Regions from separate parts of the Homo sapiens genome. Here all the other regions are linked to region 2. A link is an interaction called in ENCODE POLR2A ChIA-PET data of the cell type or tissue named here. Cell type or tissue: MCF 10A. All regions are shown on one strand. Region 1 overlaps AFAP1L1 (actin filament associated protein 1 like 1). Region 2 holds the start of ARHGEF37 (Rho guanine nucleotide exchange factor 37). Region 3 has its middle 9.3 kb from the start of MIR145.

Evidence for each region. Peaks named below come from ENCODE experiments on the same cell type or tissue, not always from the same donor. Only the 100,000 strongest peaks of a DNase experiment are listed, where the experiment ranks them.
Region 1: POLR2A ChIA-PET joins it to region 2 with 14 read pairs; 2 of 35 experiments call an interaction of 5 or more read pairs at or near these places.
Region 3: POLR2A ChIA-PET joins it to region 2 with 21 read pairs; 7 of 35 experiments call an interaction of 5 or more read pairs at or near these places.

What each region holds. Positions count from the first base shown.
Region 1 is chr5:149,319,421-149,323,420 of GRCh38, reverse strand. It overlaps AFAP1L1 (actin filament associated protein 1 like 1), which reads right to left. Exons shown (of 19, transcript NM_152406.4): 13 at 3,694-3,839; 14 at 2,958-3,030; 15 at 704-815. Among named protein-coding and RNA genes, the nearest start is that of GRPEL2, 24 kb to the left of the region's middle. RefSeq lists enhancers at 255-780, 781-1,307. In MCF 10A, no CTCF peak of the experiment used is centred here; a DNase peak (open chromatin) is centred at 2,410.
Region 2 is chr5:149,579,348-149,583,347 of GRCh38, reverse strand. ARHGEF37 (Rho guanine nucleotide exchange factor 37) reads right to left here and starts at 1,850. Exons shown (of 13, transcript NM_001001669.3): 1 at 1,724-1,850. RefSeq lists a silencer at 1,800-1,979 and an enhancer at 2,060-2,189. In MCF 10A, no CTCF peak of the experiment used is centred here; DNase peaks (open chromatin) are centred at 1,137 and 2,027.
Region 3 is chr5:149,437,965-149,441,964 of GRCh38, reverse strand. No RefSeq gene overlaps it. Among named protein-coding and RNA genes, the nearest start is that of MIR145, 9.3 kb to the right of the region's middle. RefSeq lists an enhancer at 1-771. In MCF 10A, a CTCF peak has its summit at 1,849; DNase peaks (open chromatin) are centred at 1,864 and 3,074.

The DNA.
Region 1 (4,000 bases), 260 kb after region 2:
TGGAAGTAAAAGAGAATTTACAACAGAGTTGCCTGGTGTACTTAGTCATTATTGTGCAGTGTGGTAATCAGGCAATTCACTGAGCTCCTGGGGGGTGCTAGGCAGAGCTAGGGTGGGACACCAAGGTGAGCTGTGGCTTTCATGGGAGCTGGCTCCAGGGTATTTGGATAGGTTCAGTTCTCCACTTACTACCCCAGTTCAGAAATCACAAATTGTTAGCCTCTGAAACAGATACAGCTTGTCATCAATCTCTCTCTCTCTATTTGGCCTCATTTGGTGCTAAATTAAAAAAAAATAGTTGCTGATATTAAAAAATAAGTAGACTTCACCTAAATTCTAGATTTCTGGCCTCTTTTAAGTAATTGGCAAATCTGGTGTTAGGGGCCTGGTACTGCTGCATAGGGATCATCTGCTGGAGCTGAGCAGCAGCCTCCCCTATAGTTGGGACCTGAGAAAACTGGGTACCGGTTTCCTACAGTACCTCCCCACCCCCCAACTCCCTGTCATTTTCCCTCTGAGGCCACATGCTAGCTGCCCTTTATCATTGTGCTTGCTCTGTGATTTTTCTTACGGTAGAGTATTTTCTTGCATCTCACTTTGCTCATTTATTTACCCACCAGGGAAACTGATTTTGAGATCCCTCCTATAGACTGCTTCCTTTCCTTCCTCCCTAGTCAGCAGGGGAGGCCCACACACAACTCACTGGAGGCGTGGCGTTTGACTTTGACCTGCGGGTCCACACGATGGGACTTCTCACTGCAGGAGGAGGCGTGACGCTTCACCTGGGCCCCTGTGGGGCGCTCGGGCTCCTCGTCCTGGTGGGAGATGGAGGAAGACAGTCAAGTTCAGGCAGGCGCAGACTCATCAATGCAGGGTGTATTGCGGTCTTTGCTCAGTATGGAGTCTTCTTGCTCTGAGATCTTGGTCTTACATTTTTAGACTTGCATAGCACTCAAAAATCATAAAGCACTTTTGCTAGCAGTATATCATTTGAACCTCATACCTTTCTGCTGGGGGGCAGCAGAAGGCAACCCTAAACTGCAGCACCTGCTGAGAGGAAAATTAGAAAGTCTCAAAAGACTGTGGGTGGCTATATTTGATTTATCATCGATACTTTTGTCTTTAGAACATTTGGAAGTATCCTGATTTTCTGAATTGCCTCAAAAAGAAAACAGTCTTCCCTCAAGAAGAAAAGTCCTGGATGAGATGAGCCAGTGATAGAAGTGACATAACTTAATAGATTAACTATACATTTGTGCATGAAGAATATTAAGAATACTAAAAATCCAGTGAAAGCTTAGGAAACCATGAGTTAAATATGATAATAATGTAATATAATAATGATGTTGTCAACAACAGTACTATCTACTTCTCTGTATAGGACCTTCCAATGTCTAGGCACTGTCCTAATTTCTTTTTTTGAGTGCAGCGGTGTGATGATGGCTGACTGCAGCCTCAACCTCCTGGACTCAAGTGATCCTCCCACCTCAGCCTCCCGAGTAGTTGGGACAACAGATGTGCATCACCATGCCCAGCTAATTTTTGTAGAGACAGGGTTTTGCCATGTTGGCCAGGCTGGTCTCAAACTCCTGGGCTTAAGTGATCCACCCACCTCAGCTTCCTATAAGTGCTAGGATTATAGGTGTGAGCCACTGCGCCCAGCCTAAACGTTGTTTTTTTTTTTTTTTTTTTTTTTTTGAGACAGAGTCTCGCTCTGTTGCCCAGGCTGGAGTTCAGTGGCATAATCTTGGCTCACTTCCACCTCCTTGGTTCAAGCGATCCTCCTGCCTCAGCCTCTCGAGTAGCTAGGACCATAGGCACATGCCACTGTGCCTGGCTAATTTTTGTAGTTTTTAAGTAGAGACGAGGTTTCACCATGTTGGCCAGGCTGGACTTGAGCTCCTGGCCTCAAGTGATCCACCCACCTCAGCCTCCCAAAGTACTGGGATTATAGGCATGAGCCACGGCACCCAGACCCCGCCTAAACTTTTTTACATAAAGTATTATTTAATTCTTGCAGTTATCCAAGAAGGTAGGTTTTATCATATCCTTTTGGAGTCAGGAAGTGAAGACCAGCAGCCCTGAGTCTGACTCAAACTTCACATCCTTAAGTGCTAAGCTGTCTTGCCACTAAACTCTGCAACTGAGAAAAACCTCAAGCTGCATCCACAGGTTTATCTGAGTCTGAAGAAAGACCATATGAACAGAAGGATGACTGGACAAATTTCTAGAAAAGAGAGTCCTAGAGGTGAAAACTCAGTGTGTCATGCAGCACTGTCCAAGACAGAGGTCCTGTCTGCAGACACATCTGTTGTCCTCGGCAGCTTAATTGCCTCTCTCTCCTGCTAACTGTGAGGCCTGACCCACCCACCAGCGTCTGATTGGAATGTGGCTCTCCTCTTGCTTTCTGAGGGAGGAGACAGCACAGGGCATGCTGCCAGGAGCATTCCAGGTCATGTGATGGCTACACAGGCCTCACTGTAAATCAGTAAGCTGGTATCTCCCTGGCTTAGCAAGCAAAACATGGAGACTGGCCTGGGAGCTGAAGCTCCCAGATCACAAAGTCACCAGGTGAAGGCTTGCGGGGTGGTCCCAGAGTCAGGACCTGCCCCAGACACCACGGAATCAGCAGGATAAGTTCACAGAGTGGTAAACAGGAGGAGGGCCCCAGCAACTTGCTCAAACCGGAGACGATGCCTCACCTTTTGGTAGTGTTTGGGAGTCTGCACAGCCCTTTCTTCCTCCCAACCTGGGTCTCTTTCCACCACACCACCCAGCCTCCTGTGCCAGGGATTCCTCATCCTGAGCCATGCTCTATGATAAGAAGGGGCTCCCCTTCTAGCTACTGCTGCTTAAATGAAAATGATCTTTCTGAGGCAGAAGGTAAAGGGAGCAGAAAGAGGGAGAGCTAATAAGTGGCCTTTGCCACATTCCTGGGCAGCCCCAAGGGACTGTACCTGCATCTTTTCATAAGGAACATCATCATAGACTCGGGGCTCAGGCCACTGATTCTGGCAGGATCTTGCATATCTAGAAAATAAAATGTACGATGACAATGACAATGACAATGATGCTTTGCAGCTTACAGTGCTTTCGTGTCCTCACTCTCATTGATTCTGGCAGAAACTCTTAAGGCAGATCAGAAGATTGGTAAAAGCAAGATGGCAGGCAGCATTGTGTCATGGGCTGTGTTAGGGCGTCACAGACAGGACCAATGTGATTCTCATAACAACCTGCAAGGCAGGTAATTCATCACCACCATTCTATGAGTCAGAAAACAGAGATCCGAGATGGCAAGCAACCAGTGCAAGCTTCCACTGCTGGTGGTGACTGAGCTGGGACTCGAACTTGGCTCTTCTAGTACCAAATGCCATATACTAGCCACGTGCCCATGCTCCAGTGTGTGAAAGCTTAAAGTCCCATGACATGAGGGCAGAGCCCAGGCCACTACTCCAAGGCTTCTCTACTTTTGCTCCTTCCATCCACAGCTTGCCTCTGACTCTGGGCTACTTCCTTCAGCCAGCTCCCCACTCTTTGCTGGAAGAGGAAGACACTCATTCCAGCTTACCAAGGAAGCGGAGCTTTCCTTAGCTCCTCCCTTCCCTCCCAGTGCCCAGGGCTGGACTCAGCCTCTGAGAGGGATGGAGACAGGAAAGGTCCTGGGCAGGTGTGGCCAGTGCAGCTGACACTTACAGGAAGGAGTTGCGCCCAGCACTGACGATGCTGGTTAAGGTCTCCACATCCACGTAGTCATAGTGCAGCGCCTCCGGAGTGACTCTGGAGCCCATCTCCACCAGCAGCAGCCCGAGCCAGCGACCCATGTCCTCTGAACAGCTTGCCTGAAGGACAGGAGGCAAAGATGGAGTTCATTTTCCTACTGTCAGGGCTCCTGGAGACCTGTTGACTTCAGCCAAACCCAGAAATATTTGTAAGTACTGACTACGTACCCGATACTCGGGTCAAAGAGGAATAAGATTATAGCACACATCCAGAAATCCAA
Region 2 (4,000 bases):
CTGGGCAACACGGTGAAACCCCATCTCTACTAAAATACAAAAAATTAACCGGGCATAGTGGCGTGTGCCTGTAGTCCCAGCTACTTGGGAGGCTGAGGCAGGAGAATTGCTTGAACCCGGGAGGCGGAGGTTGCAGTGAACCAAGATTGTGCCATTGCACTCCAGCCTGGGAGACAGCGAGACTTCGTCTAAAACAAACAAACAAAGAAAAAACAACAACAAAAAAACGGGGTGTTGACCCCATTTGAAAGAGGCAAGTGAAGCCCAGTAAACACTCCTTGTTACAGTATCTGGTAGTTTCTACTTTCAGCTTTTGACTTGGAGTCAAATATTGAGGGTAGTACCTTGCTGCACCCTTATTTAGGATACCATCACGAAGGTATGTGGTGTGGTCTGTAAGTCATAATAGGGCTGACTTTATTTTTTCATGTTTATAATTTTTTAAATTGTATTTTATTTCAGATACAGCCCAATTTCTTCCAGGTCATCACCCTTTCCTAATTCCCACAGCTTTGATGATTTTGTGTGTCATCACTTTTTTTTTTAATTAATTAAATTAAATTTTAAACTGTGTACATAATAGATGTACATAGTTTCAGGGTACCTGTGATACTTTAATATATTTATAAAGATCAAATCAGTGTACTTGGGATATCCATCACTTTAAATATTTGTCTTTATGCTAGAACCATTCAAATTATTCTCTTCTAGCTATTTTGAAATATACAATAGATTATTGTAAACTATAGTCACCCTATAATCGTCAGCACTTTTATTGAGCATATATTATGTCAAGCACTAGCCTTTATGTTCATTCTTAAGTCTGACAATAACCTGGAGGATGAAGCAGACACTCTCATCCCCCGTCTACACATAAAACTAGGCCTTGAAAAGGTTAAACTATGCTTCCTGGATCACACAGCTGGCTGTCTGGACGCACAGCAGGTACTCCTCCACCAGCTGCCTCCCTTCAAAGGAGCAAAGAAAGTGCTCTGAAACCACCCTGCCTGAGTAGCAGCCTGCAGGCATTCCTTACAGCAGGAATTCATGTCAAATCTCAAACTGTGCACAAGGCTTTGTGTGAACCCTTCTGCTGGGAGTGGACACAGATCTCTAAGGGGTCAGGGACCCCCAGAAGGTTAAGAACCAGTGCCTGGGCAGGCTGTCTGCTTCCCCACTGTAAGTTTCTGGCGTTCAGAAGCCGGACGTTCTGACTTCTAGTCCCAGCTTTGGCACGACTTTTCTGAGGGACCTTAGCCAAGTCACCTCACCTATGGATCACGGATTTCTGTTCTCTTTTTTCCTGGCCTTGACTGTCTATTCATAATTATATTTTGCTTGGCAAGGATTCTTTACCATTGTTTGTATTTTTCCGTTGTTATAATGTATGCATTCTTTCTAAAAGCTGTCTGAAATCCTGCACGGAAGAAGGCAGAGAGAAACAGGAACAAAGAATAATAATGTTTTTCCAGGCCGGCTAACCTCCCTGGGCCTCAGTTTCCCACCTGTAAAACGACTAGGGTAGGCCATATGGACCAGGTGGCTTACATTCTCATAAGGCTCAAGACACAAAGCTAGCTACCAAGCAAGTTGGGACCCGGGAGGTCGTCGCATCCTGCCTTTCTGTCCCACCTCCCTTTTCTGATCCTCCCAGCAGCTGTTTCCTGCACCCCTCTCCAGCCCCATCCTGCTTGACCAGGCCCCAAACGCCCAGCGGACTCACCCGCGCGCGCAAGGTGCCTGCCGGCGCTCACGCACGGAGGTCGGCCGCCCGGGCAACAGCGCAGCCGGGGCAGGAGGGGCGCGTCGCCCAGCTCCCGGCACCCGCGCCGCTCCGGGTGGCTGTGCCCACCGAGGGCGCTGGCGGGCGCGGCTATGCCCACGCAGCTGCCTGCGTGCGTGCGCCGCGAGGGGGTGGCTGGTCTCCAGCCTTTGTTAATTGTCTTTCTGGAGCCAGGTTGTTTTCTGTTCGCTGCTCCCGGAGTCAGCCCCGGCCGGCTCGGAACCGTGCCCTGGCTGGCAGCCAACCCGAAGGATTGCAGGCGGAGTTTAGCGACGTGCCGGCACCCACCCTCCCGCGGCCTCTCATTAAGCCACCTTCTCCGCGGGCTCGTCATCCAGAAAACAGGAGCCGGCATTTAGGCCACCCGGTGGGAATGCTGACCCCGGTATTACTGGATACCTTTGCTCCTGCCCGAATCACCAAACTGTAGGGCTGGGCCTCAATTTAATTCTTAGTGTTGGCTGCCGAGGAGCCCTTGGTTCTTGCCCCAGCTCTCCTGGGAGCCCTGCACAACCTTAGCCAAGTCGGCCAGTCGCTTCCATGACATGACGGTGTTGGTCCATTCTTTCACTCTACTGGGAGCAAGACACTGTTCTGGGCACAGAGAACACAACAGTTAACACGATAGACAAGGTCCTGGCCTTATTGGGCTCCTGTGCAAGACACTAAACCCACCATTGAAAGTGATAGTTGCTATGAAACGCATGTAAAGTTTCATATCGGGGCAACCAAACCTTGTTTGTAGCGTCAGGAATGGACTAGATTAGCTTTTCTCATTCTGCCACTTCTTTTATTCTTATTTTCATTTTTAGGGCTTAATTTAGGGCTTATTATTTATTATTACTGCTGGTAGTAGTCATATTGCTTACTAAGGGCCAGGCGCTATACTAAATGTTTTACTTGTACTGTCTCAATTATCTCATTCACAATTTCTCTAAGAGATAGGTATCATTATTATTATCCTCATTTTCAAGAGAGAGAAACTTAAGCTACAGAGGTGAAAATAACTTGCCCATGACACACAACTACTAAGTGACAGTGCCAGTATTCGAATTCAGACTATCTGAGGGTTCAGGCTGCTTAACCACCACTCTACACTCAGAAAAACATGAAAACCAGAAAAGTGTCTCCTCTTGAATGTGACAGATGAGGGCAACTGAAGGGGAGAGGGGTGGTATAGCTTGCAGAAGAGAAAAACCAAGGGTGCCGGGCGCGGTGGCTCACGGCTGTAATCCCAGGACTTTGGGAAGCTGAGGGGGGGGCAGATCACGAGGTCAAGAGATCGAGACCATCCTGGCCAACATAGTGAAATCCCATCTCTACCAAAAATAGAAAAATTAGCTGGGCGTGGTGGTGCACACCTGTAATCCCAGCTGCTTGGGAGGCTGAGGCAGGAGAATCACTTGAATCCTGGAGGCGGAGGTTGCAGTGAGCTGAGATCACGCCACTGAACTCCAGCCTGGTGACAGAGCGAGACTCCGTCTCGAAAAAGAAAAGAAAGAAAAAAGAAAAGCAAGGGAAGCTGAGGACTTTTCAAAAAAGTAGCCCTATGGATTAGACCTAACCTGTATGATCTTAGAGGCCACCAGGATGCAGAAAGCTGTAAGGAGATGCATTGCAATTTAAAATGTAAGGAAGAACTTTTCTAACAATTTGAGTATTTCAAAAATAACATCAGTTGGCGGGGCACGGTGGTTCACGCCTGTAATCCCTTTGGCACTTTGGGAGGCCAAGGAGGGTAGATCACTTGAGGTCAGGAGTTCGAGGCCAGCCTGGCCAACATGTTGAAACCCCGTCTCTACTAAAAATACAAAAATTAGCTGGGCATGGTGGTGGGCACCTGTAATCCCAGCTACTCAGGAGACTGAGACAGAAGAATTGCTTGAGCACTGGAGGCAGAGGTTGCAGTGAGCCAAGATTACACCACTGCACTCCAGCCTGGGCGACAGAGTGAGACTCTGTCCCAAAAATAATAATAATAATAATAATAACATCAGTTGCCTGGAGAGCATATCCTGTCACTAAAAGTAAACATTCAAGCAGAGAAGCTTATTAGGGATGCTTCAAAGAAAAGTCTGGTACAAGTTAAAAACTGATTGAGGTGATCTCTAAGGTTCTCTTCAATTTTGATATTTTGTCTATTCTAACCTACTGATAAAGAAACTAAGTGAGTCTTAGAGTGGCTAAGTGGCTTGTCCAAAGTCAGCCGGGAAGTGA
Region 3 (4,000 bases), 140 kb after region 2:
CTTCCTTCCTCCAGCTGCACAGGAGCTCCTCCGTGCCCTGCGCTGAGATGCGACCCCTTGAGTCTCATCCCGGGGCTCCCAAACAACAGCTGGCCTCATCTCTTCTGGTCACTCCATGTAGAAAAACGGAAGACACAGACACGCAGAAAGAAAACAAAATCACCTGAGACGCCCCTGCAGTGATCAGCCGCACCCCCAGATAAGCTTGTTAGCCCTGCCCTTGGTTGAGTTTAAATGGATTCTTCCCCTGCTACTGACTCCAGGACCGAATCCCCTCCCTAACGTCTCTGTGTGGCCTCCCCGAGTCCACCTTCAACCCTGTCTGAGCCAAGACGCCCCCATCCTGGCCTCACAGGCCCAGTGCCTGACCCTCTTAAGCTTCCCCTTCTCCCACCACACCGTCCTCAACGATGGCTCAGGAAGCGGGTGGGCCGCAGGGACCGAGATCCCACTTCTACATGAGACGACTTGGTCAGCGACCCCTGCTCTAAGACCTTCCGTGGCTCCCAGGCCAACAGGAGAAGGTTCAGATAGCTCAGTCTGGCATTCAAGGTCTCACCTCACATGGACCCCTCCACCCTGGTGGCCTCCAGGAATGGTCTGCCTCTTTCTGGGTTGGCCTCCCTTGATCGCTTGGGAGCTGTGTGAGAGCAGAGCTCCATCTACTTTATCACAATATCCCCAGGGCTTACCCCAGGCCTGCACATAGTAGGCACTCAGTAAATGTTCGCTGAAACCAAAGGGAGCTGCTTTGATCAGATCAATTCAGTCTTGTTAATAACAAGAAGCAGCACTTATTCAGCAGGCATTATGTCCAGGTATTGTGCTAAATGCACTCTAAGGATTCCCCACTGAGTCCTTGGAACTGCTCTATAAGGTGGTGCTACTGTAATGCACGTTTTCCAGATGAGGGAACTGAGGCCCACAGACACTAAATGATTTGATCAAAGCCATATCCAGGATTCTGATCCAGCCCATACCCACTTTTTTTTTTTTTTTTTTTGAGATGGAGTTTCACTCTTGTTGCCCAGGCTGGAGTGCAGCGGCATGGTCTCGGCTCACTGCAACCTCTGCCTGCCGGGTTCAAGCAATTCTCTTGCCTCAGCCTCCCAAGCAGCTGGGAATACAGGTGCTCGCCACTACACCTGGCTAATTTTTGTATTTTTAGTAGAGACAGGGTTTCACCGTGTTAGCTGGGCTGGTCTCAAACTCCTGACCTCAGGTGATCCTCCCACCTCGGCCTAAAGTGCTGGGATTACAGGCGTAAGCCACCTTGCCTGGCCCCTACCCACTTTCCTAGACTGTAGGGTTTGCCTGCCTGTGCCCATCTGTGTGTATGCTAGGGGTCTGCCCCCTTTTTGTCTCCCTTTTACCCACGCTTCTCTGTCAGGACCCAAAGCGCCCTTCCATTCCTCTCTCTCAGGCTCAGCCCCAGGGCCAAGGCAGTGCAGGGAAGGGCTGAGTGCCTGAGGCTGCAGGGATGGGCTCTTCAGAGAACAGGCGCACATCTGCTGTTTCATGTGGCTGAACAAGATCCAACAGGCCGATTTTAGGTAGCAAACCTCAGGTTCCTGAAATGAGCTTGAACTGATGCAGCATTCAAGAAGCCTGGCCTGGGAATTTGGGCCCAGGCACAATCGCAGACATGCTATGTGACCTCTGGCAGGGAGCTTAGCTTTGCTGAGCCTCAGTTTCCATGTCTGTAGAATGGGCATGAGAATAGCTACCTCACAGCATCATGGGGAGGATTAAACATGAGCTGGCACTGGAGGCATCCCATAAACCACAAGCCACTAATAAAGGTGAGGGGGAGATATTATTGCCCTGGGATTAGCGGTGGCCCAGTTCAACCACTAGGAGGAGAGACGGGAAGGACAGACGCAGCCGGCAGGAGCCCAGGTTTTTCCAGTTAGGGTGTGTGCATGTGGGTGGGGAGAGGTGGAAAGGAGCACAGGAAGGAAGGTGGGGCCTCTGTTGCCAGCTGCTGAGTCACCCTCCTCTTTATTCTTCCTTTTACGTTAAAAAAAAAAAAGGTCTTAATTACTTTTTCTGCTTACAAAAGTGGCACATGCTCATCGTATAAAGTTCAAACAACATCAAAATATACAGTGTGGAAGGTAGCTCGTTTCCCATGCTTATGCTCCCCAGATGGAACCACAGTTGACATTTTGGTGTATGTTCTTCCAGATTTTTCTCTGGATGAACAGATGTCTATTTACTAATTAGAGAAGCAGATTCCTTGAAGATAATTTAATTTAATTTAATTAATTAATTAATTAATTTATTTTTTGAGATGGAGTCTCACTCTGTTGCCCAGACTGGAGTGCAGTGGCACGATCTCAGCTCACTGCAACCTCCATCTCCTGGGTTCAAGTGATTCTTCTGCCTCAGCCTCCAAAGTAGCTGGGATTACAGGTGTGCGTTGCCATAGCCAGCTAATTTTTGTATTTTTAGTAGAGAAGGGGTTTTGCCCTGTTGGCCAAGCGGGTCTCGAACTCCTGACCTCAGGTGATCTGCCCACCTTGGCCTCCCAAAGTGCTAGGATTACAGACCTGAGCCACTGTGCCCAGTCCTTTGAAGATAATTTAAAGTGAGGCAGAACTGTGTAATGGGTAGCCTCTCACCACCATCTCAGAACTAACCACTGTTAACAGCTTTGTAGGTATATGCTTGAATGTTTTATATGCATTTGTATCTACAAGTGGGCGTAAAGGTGGGGGGAGGCGTTAATGATTATAGACACAAAGGCCAAGACACCAGCGTACAACTCCCAATAGGTCACTAGTTTGGGCGAGTGACCTCTCTGAGTCTCATTTTCTTCCTCGGAAGATGAGAATTCCACCTTGTTTAGAGTGTGGCTGAGAAAATGAAATGAGATAAAGTATGCTGAGCTCAGCACAATGTCTGGCTCAGCCAGGATTAGCTATTGTTATAGGCCCACACAAAGAGTCTTTTCCTCCTGCAAAAATGGGATCATACTATGCATACACTCCTGCTTGGTTTGGAGGCAGAATTACGGGGAAAGATTAGTCATAGGGATCCTGAAATTTACATTGGAGATGAGAAGTCTTGCATTTAAATTCACAGAATTGGTTGTGCAAATGTAGACTGGGAGAAACCTGGATTTCACAAGCTGAATCATGGCCAACTCTGCCAGGTGGCTGCATCCCCAGATGCTGAGCTCTCTAAGGAGGGAGATGATGGGGCTTCTGTAGCCTGGGTTGCTCAGTCATCTGAGGCTTCCATTCCCCCTCCCTTGCCATGCGGTCTTCCAACTACCTACTTGAAACATTTTGAAACTTCTAAAACTTTCCTCCCTTCCCAATCCCCACCTCCTGCAAACCCGCTTTGTCCTCCAATCTCCCCAGCCACAGCAGAGGCACCAAAATGTGCCATTTGCTTAAACCAGACAGGGGAGGGGTGAGGAATGCTACATTCTGACTTTTCCCTCCCACAGATCACTTTCTCTTGGCCTTTCCTCCCACACGTGCCCACTCCGCCTCCATCCCACCACCCTATAGTTCATTCCCCACCCCACAGCTAGAAGAAATGTTTCAGTTTACTTCGGTCTTTTTGAGTAGGTAGCATGATGGGTTGAATGGTGGCATCCCAAAAGATATGTCCAAAGCTGGATTCCTAGGATCTGTGGGACTGCGACCTTGTTTGGAAAAAAGGATCTTTGCAGATGTAATTAAGTTAAGAATCTTGAGACGAAGAGATCATCCTGGATTATTTGAGTGGGTCCTAAATTCACTGACAAGTGTCTTAATCAGAGTCACATGGGGAAGATTTGACAGAAGGGGCCAGGTGTGGTGGCTCACGCCTGTAATCCCAACATTCTGGGGTGCTTTGCTTGAGCCCAGGAGTGTGAGACCAGCCGAGGCAACATGGCAGGACTTTGTCTCTACAAAAAAATATAAAAGTTAGTTGGGCACGGTGGTGCGCCTGTAATCCCAGCTACTCAGGTGGCTGAGGCATGAGAATTGCTCGAACCCAGGAG